Linked DNA regions of Homo sapiens: regions 2 and 3 are each linked to region 1. A link is a contact called in ENCODE Hi-C or POLR2A ChIA-PET data. All regions are on one chromosome and are shown on one strand. Each heading gives the region's core, a stretch centred on a gene start or an enhancer-like site at or near the end of the contact. The rest is flanking DNA. Distances are from core to core; before and after follow the strand shown.

What was found. A loop is a pair of places that touch in the nucleus more often than their neighbours do. ChIA-PET counts read pairs that join two places held with the same protein, here RNA polymerase II (POLR2A). Pooled maps may share reads with other maps.
Region 2: a loop to region 1 is called in a map of PC-9, with 8 times the contacts of the local background. The contact joins the promoter of LINC01776 here to the enhancer-like site in region 1. A Hi-C loop is called at or near these places in 4 of 168 maps with a recorded cell type or tissue (Caco-2, PC-9, endothelial cell of umbilical vein and 1 more) and 2 of 50 pooled maps. POLR2A ChIA-PET finds 5 or more read pairs at or near these places in 3 of 52 experiments (A549, BJ and GM12878).
Region 3: a loop to region 1 is called in a map of PC-9, with 13 times the contacts of the local background. The contact joins two enhancer-like sites. A Hi-C loop is called at or near these places in 3 of 168 maps with a recorded cell type or tissue (PC-3, PC-9 and endothelial cell of umbilical vein) and 3 of 50 pooled maps. POLR2A ChIA-PET finds 5 or more read pairs at or near these places in 3 of 52 experiments (MCF 10A, PC-9 and activated T-cell).

Annotation. Positions count from the first base shown.
Region 1 is chr1:98,260,657-98,265,223 of GRCh38, forward strand. All of the region lies in intron 2 of LINC01776 (long intergenic non-protein coding RNA 1776), which reads left to right. The region is part of intron 1 of LOC124900404 (a long non-coding RNA gene); the gene reads left to right. Among named protein-coding and RNA genes, the nearest start is that of LINC01776, 52 kb to the left of the region's middle. Within about 2 kb of position 3,180, at least 2 of the 41 ENCODE cell types and tissues checked have a DNase peak (open chromatin) inside an H3K27ac peak, as active enhancers do; they include PC-9 and endothelial cell of umbilical vein, where a contact is called at or near this core.
Region 2 is chr1:98,209,314-98,213,501 of GRCh38, forward strand. LINC01776 (long intergenic non-protein coding RNA 1776) reads left to right here and starts at 1,398. Exons shown (of 3, transcript NR_046088.1): 1 at 1,398-1,497. All of the region lies in intron 1 of LOC124900404 (a long non-coding RNA gene), which reads left to right.
Region 3 is chr1:98,322,652-98,326,786 of GRCh38, forward strand. No RefSeq gene overlaps it. Among named protein-coding and RNA genes, the nearest start is that of LINC01776, 110 kb to the left of the region's middle. RefSeq lists an enhancer at 829-2,028. Within about 2 kb of position 1,385, at least 15 of the 41 ENCODE cell types and tissues checked have a DNase peak (open chromatin) inside an H3K27ac peak, as active enhancers do; they include PC-9 and endothelial cell of umbilical vein, where a contact is called at or near this core.

The DNA.
Region 1 (4,567 bases), core at 1,930-4,429:
CATGAGTAAATTTCAAGCTACTGTTGTTGTTTTAGAAATTCTCTTCTGTGAACAAAACTCCTCCCTAAATCCATTCAGGTCTAAAAGAATGCACAGATCATTGAGGCTGTAAACAAAAACAAAAATTACCTTATTTGAAGGAATACATTTCTATCCTCAATGGAGTTAAGCCTCTTGTGTTCAGTTTTAATGCAGATAATTTAGCAATCTATAATGTATAAAATAACTTTGCCTGAAGAATTTATTGGCATATATCATTTTTGTTAGACAATTCCATATGGCCGGGAAGGCCGAATGGCCAAGTTATTTAGTCTTCACTATCAACAGCTAAAATGGTAAATAGCTGGGATGCATGTTCTTCCCTTGCTTGTATCTGGGTAACCCCTATTGGTCCTAAGCAGCATAGCAACTGTCATCATGTCTTGAAAAAGTTGTCATCTGGCTGGGTGCGGTGGCTCACGCCTGTAATCCTACACTTTGGGAGGCTGAGGCAGGCGGATCACCTGAGGTCTGGAGTTTGAGACCAGCCTGACCAACATGGTGAAACCCCGTCTTTACTAAAAAATACAAAATTAGCTGGGCATGGTGGCACATACCTGTAGTCCTAGCTACTTGGGAGACTGAGGCAGGAGAATCCCTTGAACCCAGGAGGCAGAGGTTGCAGTGAGCTGAGATAGCATCATTGCACTCCAGCCTGGGCAGCAAGAATGAAACTAAGTCTCAAAAAAAAAAAAAAGTTGCTATCCACTCTAGACTTAGCTAATGCCCTGCTTTTCTCCCCATCTCCCACTCACATAGGAAGTTATATTATGCATTATTCATCACTTACCTCACTACAATTGTGAACCTTGATTTTTCTTTTTCTTTTGAGTTCTGAGCTCTTTGAGACCTATCTGTGTATTTTCAGCACCCAGCAAAACTCCAGGTATAGGCACACAATAAATATTGTTGAATAAATAAACTGGTATAAGTGAACATACCTATAAATATTTCTTCCATTAGTTAACTCATTGTCATTAATTGCACACATATTTGAGTGCCTACTACGTGCCCAAAGGATATTGTGCTACGTAGTGATAGCAACACAAATGGCAGGTTTTGTTAACTAAGTGATATGTCAATTTCGAATGAATAAATATTTCTACCTTTTGATCTTTTCCTTTCAGTATTATGCCCACCATGTCCTCTAACATGCATACTTAAGTTTAAATTTTTTAAATGGGCAAAGTGCACCTAATTTCATTGCACATATTTAAGCAGAGCTTTAGTATTGATTAAAAGTTGTAATGCAGTGCTTCCCTTGCTGACCTCCCAGTCCATTAATACTGTCTGTATTTCATCAGCAGACCTTTGTAAGCATCCACCATGGGTTAGACTCTCACTGTGCTTGGTGCTTAGGAAAGGGCAGAGAAAGGCATATACTATTACTACTGGCCTTATGAGAGTAACAGTCTAGTGGGAGAGGCAAGTGTTTTCCAAATAACTATTCAATGATTACTGTGACTAATATTACAAAGGAGAATAAAATGCTATAAGAACATAAAATATGAGAGTGAATTTAGAAGGACGATGGAGTCTTTGTGCTGTTTCCTATACCTAGAACACTCTTCCCACTATCATTTCTCTAGTCTAATTTTCAGATCTCACTCTAACAGCTACTTTTTAGAGACCTCCTTAGCCTCCTCTCCCACCTCATCTCAGGCTCATCTAAATTAGATCTTTATTTTTTTCTCTCATAGCATTCCATTGTGTCCCTTCAAACCCATTATCATACATGTGTTACATGTGAATTTGTGTAATTATTCATTGTTTGTATTTTCTGTTGTTTTAAGCTCCAAGGAAGTGAGAGCTGCATTTCTTTTGTTCACATACTCAAGGTTTAGCACAGTGCGTGAATTTATCACGGGTTCAATAAATACAGATGGCATACGTAAATGGAGGAATAAATGAATGAGTGAATGTATACATGAATGAACTGATATTTAAGCTAGATTCTGAGCAACAGTCAGTTGGAAGTAGCCACATAGAGAATAGAATGCCTTCCAGACAGATGGAACAGCATGTGTGAAAGTGCCTGAAATGCCAGAGAGATATAGGCTCATTTTTGAAGCAATTCCTGAATATCAGAAGGCAAAGAGTAAAGAGAAAAGGGACACAATATGAAGCTGGAGGCATTGGAACACCCCATAGCTTCCAGAGCCTTTTACACCCTGTTAGGACGTTCAAATTATATTTAATATTATATATAATACTTGTGTGTGTGCATGTATATGGTCAATTGGTACTGAATTACTACACTGCATTCCAGCCCCCCAGATAAGGAAAACTTGATATTTTTGTACCCGCAAACCGTCAAGATGTATACTTAATTCTGCTATATGGAACACTGTTTTTAAAACAGATCACTACTCGAGATTATAGAATAGGCGAACTGACTTAGCACAGAAAAAACATGGTGCACAGCACATTCAAATTAAGTCAGACCCTCCATGTGCCTGAAGAACCTGTTGGTAAACAGCTGTATAATGAGAGGCTGACTGCTCCCTGCCCTTCTTCAAGTTTGCTTGAGTACTGTGGCTTAGTGTTTGTGTGTGTATGTGTGTTTTCCACTATGATTATCCAAAATCAGGAATGCATTTAACAAATAGTAATGATATACTGGAAATAAAATTTTCCACCTAAGACTTCACCTCACTAGTTAGCCTCGTTTTCAGAAGGCTTGAACATACATACACTCATACACATTGTCCATACAATTACTTTGAAATACAAATGAGATTTGAGATTACATTATATTGTGTCTAGACCCTGATGTTCAAAGTCAGAAAATTATACTTTAGAGTATAAGTGACTCAGTGCATTTAGAGTTTGGCCTTAGGTGGGAATATGCTACATTTACACTATCGGCTGCAACTGTGAATGGAGAAATGAAGAAAGGTGATATAAACACAAGGTTTGGCATATCAGGTTTTCCTATTCTTAAAGTCAGCTTATGAGTTCACATAAGTCATTTTGTTAAGGCGTGGACTTTGTGTTTTCTCCATTTTGAATCTGTAAGAGAACAGGGAGCTTTTTATTTAGTGAACTCTTGCAAAGACACAAACCCCTGGACATCTAAAGCATCTCTCATTCATTAGATGCAGTCAGACAGAGGTTTGTGTGCTCTCAGTGACCTTGCTACCACACTCTAGCTTCCTGGAGCAATGCTGGAGTGTGTTCCTTTCTGGCTTGGAGTCTTTCGCATGACAGGCTCTGAACACATTCATCGAATATGTTAAAGAACTCAGATCCTTTCTGGGCATGACCTTATTTGTTGTAAATACTCTCAAGGGAGGGTATTAGTTGTTCCCAGTCCCTGGAATACTCCTAATTTGTGGTATAATGCTAGCTGATGCCAGCTAACATTTATTACAGGCTTATTTTGTTCCATTAGTTTTCATATATTAAATCATTTATTTCTTACAACAAACCTAGAAGGTAAACACAGACGAGGTTCACAGAGTTTATCCAAAGTCACATAACTATGAATCATAAAGCTGGAATTTGGACACGAACAGTCTGACTTCCTCCATCTTTTTTTTTTTTTTTTTTTTTTTTTTAAGACGGAGTTTCGCTCTTATTGCCCAGGCTGGAGTGCAATGGTGCGATCTCGGCTCACCACAACCTCCGCCTCCCAGGTTCAAGCGATTCTCCTGCCTCAGCCTCCCAAGTAGCTGGGATTACAGGCCACCATCACGGCCAGCTAATTTTGTATTTTTAGTAGAGACGGGGTTTCTCCATGTTGAGGCTGGTCTTGAACTCCTGACCTTAGGTGATCCGCCTGCCTCGGCCTCCCAAAGTGCTGGGATTACAGGCGTGAGCCACTGCGCCTGGCCGACTTCCTCCATCTTAATGTCTAGGCTGTGTTGCTACTGAAGTGGAGTGATGTGGCTTTTTAGATGACACATTGATGAACAGTTTTTATTTTAATTACATTAGAAATAGGCAATTTGCACATCAAAGTCATGATTTCATGGTTATTGCTCAGGATAGAGCTAAGGTAAAAAGGTGATTCCATTTAAATGTATATATAAAATATTAAATAAAAAACTAGTAAAACAGATATGACAAAAATATGTGGCAAAATAATGACGAAAATTGTGTAACATATCCCTAATATACTAAAGTACGGAGAAAATCTGTTTGATTTACAGCAGGGTGGACCACATGGCAAAGTCAATGCTTTTCTACAGTTAAGGGTGCTGTTATTTAGACATACCGTGGTTATTACGCTTCATGCTCTGTTACTCCTCAACAAAATGGCAATTACAGAGGCAGGTGTATGCTTTACTGAATGCCAGAAAGGTGGAAAGATTTTTCAGATTTTTTAAATTAGACATAGCTTTCTAATTTTCCAGGAGAATATTACTTATTATTAAGTTTTAATGTTTCCAGTAATTTACTGCGATTTGATGAACAACTTGCAAATTACAATATAGATTGTCATGACTAAATACTCTGTGGGGGCAGGGTTTGTAGCTACAAATCTGTACTCCACGCCGGTAGGGTGCTTGTTAGATTGAATTGG
Region 2 (4,188 bases), core at 148-2,647, 53 kb before region 1:
GTAGATGGGGGTGGAACAAAGTTTCATTCTCTCCATAGACACAGCACCAAAATTATCAAATTGAACACATTTCTACTTGAGAAGGCTCAAGATTTGTCCTTAGCCTGAATTGTGCATGTTCTTCCTTTTAATATGCATTTTTTTAAATGCCAGGGGAAATTTAAGCGGTGTTTATTAAAGCAGAAATGTATTGATGACATGTGTTGGAGGTTTTATTTCAATCCCCCGAGTTCTGCAATGAACAGATCTGTTTTACACTCAGCCCAGGCAGCCTGATTTACCCACTGGCCCTTCTGTTGGATACCTGGTGATTTTATTTTTCATCCGTGATATGGTTCGGTTGCCCCCATTAAAAAACATATGTTTAATTGAAACTTTTAAAGAAAATTTGAGAAAATCTTATTTAAAGAAGTTTATCACACATTATAAAGAACTTTTTGAGACAGAAAATATTTTAAGAGGAAAAAAAGCCTTAATTTTCTAACTGTTTGTAGTGATGCTCAGTGACATTGCTTTGATATAGAGGAGTATGATAAGGGCTGTTAGCTGATTTTCTGAGATCAACCCATTTTAATGTACTTGTCCAATAATTAACTCAATACTAGATGAAAGCAGTCTTCCAAATTCCAACATTAAGTTTTAATACCAAGCCAGGTATGAGGCATTCAAACTCATTGCAGCAAACAGGTTTCTAAGTGTGGCTTTTTCTTTCATGCAGAGAAGGGACTGATTAGTTTCCCAAACCATAAAAATTGTTTTCTTTCTTTTTCTTTTTCTTTTTTTTTTTTTTTTGAGGGGGGCGGGGTGCGGTTCTGAAACTGATTTCTTGGTTGTCTCCATTACTCACAAATCCGCTTGCCATATTTGGTAGCAAAGGCAGGGGCTAAACTTATCTTAGCTGTTGCCCACAATTTATGAAGAGATAATCCAGTTCATAGGAAATGAGGTACTTCAAGTATTTGAGGAATGGCAAGTATTTCTTTGTCAGCATTGATTCAGCTTCAAATACGTCTCCTACTGATCTCTGGACTACCGCTCTACGCCGCATTGATCCATGCAGGAATAATTGTAAAGAGTTTCCAGGATTTCTTTTACTATCAGAAAAACAACACCCTGGAATCACTTTGCCTGTGGTTTATAGTGAAAACAGCCGTCTGAGCATTTTGAGCCAATAGCTTTGGATAAGGTGTGTAATTTGTTTGGTGCTAAGTTCTGTGACATGAAAAGTAAATTACAATTGGGAAGGATAGTGGGAAGAGGGATACCATTATTAAAGAAAAAGAAGAAAAGAAAAAAATATTGTTTCAGCAGCAAGGATTTTTGAGGTTTAATTCTTCTCCCCACTCCAAATTTGCTGGCTTGAGGCTACTCATCGCTTCATTGCCACCCATAAAAGCACATGGATTTTAAGCTGATGAAAAAGATGGACATGGATTATGCCTTTTCCTCTGCCAATGCTATGAGAATACCTTGGTTCACTAGAAGAAATGCTGACAGGTAAAAATGAATAGAATATCATAATTTTTATTCAAATAGGATAGCAAATGCTTGTAAAATATTCCTAAAATTGTGCATAACCTTTGATTCAGATAAATCGCTTTTAAGAATATAGAAATAATCATGTGTTTGAGCCCGGAGTTTGCTGCCTAACCATGGCACATTAACATAGGTAAAATTAGGAACAACTTGAATGTCCAAGTGTGGTCTGAATGAATATATTGAGGTATACACTAGTAAAAATGTAAGTAGGTGGACTCATACCTTCGCAGCAATGATACACTCTTGTAGGCATTGAAAATGTGTTGATACTAATCTAGATACTGAGCATAAAGAATTAAGGAAGAAAAACAAGGTCTATGATCGTATTGAATTTATATTATGTATGGAAGAATTGATAGTGACAGAAAAGTACATTTAACATATATTTTTAAGATAAAAATTAGGTGGCTAAACCTGGGTTTCCCAGGAAGCAAATCTAATGGCAGATGGCTTATGTACTATTGCTTTATTAGCAAGTGCCATCCCAGGAAAGAGAAGTGACAGAGCAGGGGAGTAAGGCAGGGAAGAAAGGGAGAGCCAACAGGAGGAGAAGGCATTATTGATATTGATAGTGATATTGGTCACTGCTGAGTTAAACTGATTGCTGGTTAAGTGAGGCTGAGCCCTCCTCAAGTAGCCATGTAAAGCATCTCTCTAGACTCTGTAGAGTAAGGGTTGGGAGCAGAAAGGGGGAAGAATGTGTCCATTGGCTTCTATATCTATTGGTCATTTTTTTCCCTCTGGGGTGTTAATTCTTCCACACTTCCAGGTTATTCATGTGTGGACAGGCACTGAGTAGATGCATCTGTGGGCATCCCCAAGGCATTTCAGGTATGCATGTTTGAAGTAGGTCAAAGCCCACCCAGGAGATGCCTGGGTGTTTGATGCATGTAGAACACTGATTGAGTAGGTTACGAAATATATGATTACTATGATTCCGTTTTTGATGTAGAAATACTTAAAATGTTAACAATGATTATAGTTGGGTTTTTGGAATATGGTTTGTGTTTGTGTTCTTTTTGTCTTTGCATTTTTTTCTTGCAATGAACATGGATTGGTTTTGCAGTAAGAAAAAAACTAAAAACTTATATTTTTAAAATGGAAATTTGTCATTCTTCATATTTCACAAATTATGATTTTTCTCCAATGTTATTTACTTAAAATTTTTCATTCTTCTTATTTCACAAATTATGTTTTTTTTTTTACTATTATTATTACACTTTAAGTTTTAGGGTACATGTGCACAATATGCAGGTTAGTTACATATGTATACATGTGCCATGCTGGTGTGCTGCACCCATTAACTCGTCATTTAGCGTTAGGTATATCTCCTAATGCTATCCCTCCCCCCTCTCCCCACCCCACAACAGTCCCCAGAGTGTGATGTTCCCCTTCGTGTGTCCATGTGTTCTCATTGTTCAATTCCCACCTATGAGTGAGAACATGCGGTGTTTGTTTTTTTGTCCTTGCGATAGTTTACTGAGAATGATGATTTCCAATTTCATCCATGTCCCTACAAAGGACATGAACTCATCATTTTTATGGCTGCATAGTATTCCATGGTGTATACGTGCCACATTTTCTTAATCCAGTCTATCATTGTTGGACATTTGGGTTGGTTCCAAGTCTTTGCTATTGTGAATAGTGCCGCAATAAACATACGTGTGCGTGTGTCTTTATAGCAGCATGATTTATAGTCTTTTTGGTATATACCCAGTAATGGAATCCTGGGTCAAATGGTATTTCTAGTTCTAGATCCCTGAGGAATCACCACACTGACTTCCACAGTGGTTGAACTAGTTTACAGTCCCACCAACAGTGTAAAAGTGTTCCTATTTCTCCACATCCTCTCCAGCACCTGTTGTTTCCTGACTTTTTAATGATTGCCATTCTAACTGGTGTGAGGTGGTATCTCATTGTGGTTTTGATTTGCATTTCTCTGATGGCCAGTGATGGTGAGCATTTTTTCATGTGTTTTTTGGCTGCATAAATGTCTTCTTTTGAGAAGTGTCTGTTCATATCCTTTACCCACTTTTTGATGGGGTTGTTTGTTTTTTCTTGTAAATTTGTTTGAGTTCATTGTAGATTCTGGATATTAGCCCTTTGTCAGATGAGTAGGTTGCAAAAATTTTCTCCCATTTTGTGGGTTGCCTGTTCACTCTGATGGTAGTTTCTTTTGCTGTGCAGAAGCTCTTTAGTTTAATTAGATCCCATTTGTCAATTTTGTCTTTTGTTGCCATTGCTTTTGGTGTTTTAGACATGAAGTCCTTGCCCATGCTTATGTCCTGAATGGTAATGCCTAGATTTTCTTCTAGGGTTTTTATGGTTTTAGGTCTAACGTTTAAGTCTTTAATCCATCTTGAATGAATTTTTGTATAAGGTAGAAGGAAGGGATCCAGTTTCAGCTTTCTCCATATGGCTAGCCAGTTTTCCCAGCACCATTTATTAAATAGGGAATCCTTTCCCCATTTCTTGTTTTTGTCAGGTTTGTCAAAGATCAGATAGTTGTAGGTATGCGGCATTATTTCTTAGGGCTCTGTTCTGTTCCATTGATCTATATCTCTGTTTTGGTACCAGTACCATGCTGTTTTGGTTACTGTAGCCTTGTAGTATAGTTTGAAGTCAGGTAGCGTGATGCCTCCAGCTTTG
Region 3 (4,135 bases), core at 135-2,634, 60 kb after region 1:
TCCTCTCAATTTTACTGTGAACTGACAACAGCTTTTAAAAAAATAGTCTTTCAATATGAAAAAAGTCAGGGATTTCCATTTTTGCCTTGTCACAGAAAATTTAAAAAACAGGGGCAAGAGACAATCATAATCTTGCAATCTCAGTAAAGCAATACTAACATATCAATGCATTTCCTTTCCCTTGCTTTCCCATCTATCTTTTTACAAACTGGTTGTAATCATGTTAAATATATTTTACCCTGGTTTTTAATTTAACGTCATATCCTAAGTAGTTTCTCTGTTTCCACATGATTTAAAAAAAAAAATCAGTTTAATATAACATAATAATTTACTGGATATGCCATAAGTCTCTGAAATAATCCCTGCTGTTCCTATTACAACTGTAAATATATCTCTTCTCTGTTTTTTCTTGCTTCTGAAATTAAGCTGATTATTTGGTATAAATTCATGCAATCCAGAAATGCCACATTCAATCATGCATTCCACATACATTATTGACTACTTGATGCCAAGTACTGAGTTAGTCTCTAGGTATGTAGTGGTAGACAGAAAAGTTATTGCCCCGGCCTTATAAAAATGTATAATCTAGTGGGGGAAGGCAGGAACAGGTATTTTAAAAATGGATACAAATAATTATATATTTCTGAACTATGATAATGTTATGAATGAAAAAGCATGGTGCTTTGAGAAAAAACACTTGGAGAATTGGAGGGGGACACCCATTTTAATTGTGTGTTCAGAGAATACTTTTCTGAGAATGTGGCATTTCCAAATGATTAAAGGCAGCTAGCATAATAGAAATCTGAGGAAATATGATTCCAGATAGAGCAAACTATATGTGCCAAGGCCTGAAGCAGAAATGTGCTTACAGGGTTTCAGGAATGAAGCAAGAGGAAACCAGTGTGACTGGAGAGGGAGTGTCCTGAGATGAGGCTGGGGTGAGATCATGTTGGGCATTGTGTTGTCATGAAATTTGGATTTGATTTTATAGGAAATGAGATTTGATAGACCTTGAAGAGGGCAGAGGCATAATTGCTTTTATGAGAATGGTTGGAGACCTGCAAGAGTGAATGAAGACAGAAAGATTAAACAATGCAGAGTCCAGATGGGGGAAAATGGAGGCTTTTGCTAGAAAGTAGAAGTAGAGATGGAAAAGAAAAGATGAATTCAAAACATGCTTTGGAGGTAGACTTGATAGAAATGTATTTGATTGGAAGTAGGGGTAAAGAAAACGGTAATTCCAAGAATGACCCATATACAAACTGTGGTGGCTTTGTAACATGCCACTTTGGCTAGGCTGAATTACATTTCTGGTGAGGGTGGGCCACGGAGAAATTCTTGCAAGATTTGGAAGGCAGGAAGGAAGTCTCAGCTATTTTGTGGTTCACACGCCTTGTCGCTTATCTGCTGATTCACCACCTTGGAATGAGGCAGCAGCTGAGCCTGCAACTGTTCAACTTTCCTCTAAACTTTCCTTCAGCTTCTCCAACTTTTGGACCAATTCTATAGCACCATGATGAAGGGCCTTTGCTTCTGCAGGTCACCCATACCACCAAAGCCAATAAATGTGGTTTTGCTCTGTTCTGAGGAGTTTCAGTTCATGCCTGTGGGTTCCAGCTCTTTCTTAATATCCTTGTATTACATCATGTTCTCTTTTTCACTGTCTGCCCTCTGGACTTCATGCCCAAGCAGCAGACACAAAGACAGCAGCCTTACGGAAAGTGTTTAGCCCCCACAATGGTATCAGGCAAAATCCCTGTAACAGACTTGTCTGTTACTGACTTGACTGATCATAAATGAAAGTAACGTGTTTCCAACATTTTGCAGAAAAGTCGCATGATTATTAGTAGTATAATACTTATTGCTATGTTCACAATGGCTTGTGTTCAATACTACTCATCTTCATTTTTGTTGACAAGTGTCATGTACAAGGATAAAATTTTTGCTGAAATCATACCTTTTTCTAAGAAGTCTATGCTGCTTTAATTTAGCTCACTGAGTTGTTCCTTAAAATGATTTTTCTTAATCTATTGGTCTGACTATAAGCAACTTATTCTTTAAGTCTAATAAAGAGAGATTGAGTGTACCTATTTTCTTTATTTATGAATTATACTTACATAGAAATCTATCTGCTCATTACAAGACTATTGGTTAAGATAGGTATAATCACGACTGTCACAAAAATGTTATTCAAAGTTCCATCATGATCATAGAACCTCATACCTCATCTTGAAATTTTGAGGGATACAAAATTAAGACAGTAAGAGAGGAGAGAGTGACAGAGACATACAAACAAAAAGAGAAAATAAAGAGAAAGAGAAAGTGAATGAGAGACAGAAATGTGCTTTTAAAGAAGTTAAGATAATAGTAACTCTGAGTTGCTCCAGAGGAAAGGAATACAAATTTCTCTGTATTAGAGGGATTTTCTGTTTTTGGGAAAAGAAGTCTTAATTTTGGCTTGAATATAGAATCAAGCCATTTTAGTCATTTTATTTGAATTAAGACTTTCAAGTTCTGAAAGCTATCAAGATAAACTTAATGTCATTACAAAATAGTGAAAATACAATAATTGCAAAGTGTAATTTCAGTGAAGCCAGTACTGCTGCTGGAGGTTCTGGATAAATGTCCCTTACACACAGGGTGTAGAAAAGGTTGGGACTGACTGAAAGTGTCTGGAGAAAATGGGAATGCTGCCTATGATGTACTCATTAGTGGAACAGGTCTGCCATTGTTTCTGAGAAGAAAATGGAGACTGAAGGCAATGTTATTCTGAAATTACCTAAATAACTAAAATTATGAAAATATACATAAATAAAAGTTAAAAAATCAATTATTTGAATTATTTAGGAAAAGGAATCAGGCCTGAGTTGGTATCAGTTGAGCCCAATCGCTTAAGTATGATTTTAAGGAGGCTTTTGCAATGTTCAAATGCATTGATTTGTTATTCAACTCTACTTCTCTTTCCATAGGTAAATAAACTTTCTGCCTCATGACTCCTTCCCTTCTTCCTTCTTTTTCAAATGCTCAAATCTGCTGTAGAGTAAGTAAATCTTCTATTGGCAATGAGTCCCACAAAGAAATAATGTCTTCGTTTGTTCAGGTATCATGTTTTGACAAGAAGAATCTTGCTGTTCCGTTATTTTCTAATCTTAACTGGATTCAACCTGTTAGTCATTAAACTCCCTAGCAGATGGAAAGAATAGTCTGTAGTGGTAGTTCCCCAAACACCGTGACTTCAAGGGGTCTGATCATCCAGATAGATATCAAACAGTACTTATATACTGAAAAAATGACACTTCATATATATGTACTATGTTTCATATGTATGCAGATACTAATTGATTGATAAATTAGAAATTTGTTTAAAAACATTCCCGAATTTAAACTACTTTTTTGGGCACTTAGTCACTCTAAAGTAAAAATGTAATTTCCATTATACGTGATTGCTCGGTTTTAAAATGCTGCCTTTTTCTTTTGATGTACTTTTTATTTTTTGTCAAAACAAGGGGCTGGGCATGGTGACTCATGCTTGTATTCCCAGAGCTTTGTGAGGCTGAGGCAGGAGGATGGCTTGGGGCCAGGAGTTTGAGACTAGCTTGGGCAACATAGTGAGACACTGTCTCTAGAAAAAAATTTAAAAATTAACCAGGCATGGTGGCACATGCCTGTAGTTCCAGCTACTTAGGAGCCTGAGGCGGGAATATTGCTTGAGCTCAGGAATTAGCAGTTACAGTGAGCTATGACTGTGCCACTGCACTCCAGTCTAACTGATAAAGAAAACAATGTATTTTATTGCTTAGAAAGCCAAGTAATTTAAAAATACACATTTTGTAGATATACATATATGTTCATATGTGTATATATATACAAGAAAGGGTGTATTTAAAATATTCTTATTGATAGGGCTACTAATAAAAAAAATAAAGCACTCAGTTATAGTCTATGATTTTTTTTTGTCCTTGATGCATCAGCAGTCATTTTTTAAACCACTGTTTTCCAGAATTTGGTAAAATTTTCTTATCCATTGATGGCTTCTTTCTTTTCTGGAGATAATATGGATTCATATCTTTAGATTTTTTACAGGAATTTTGTTAGGGAAATGGGATAAACAAATGTCCTTTAGCTATCATTTTTA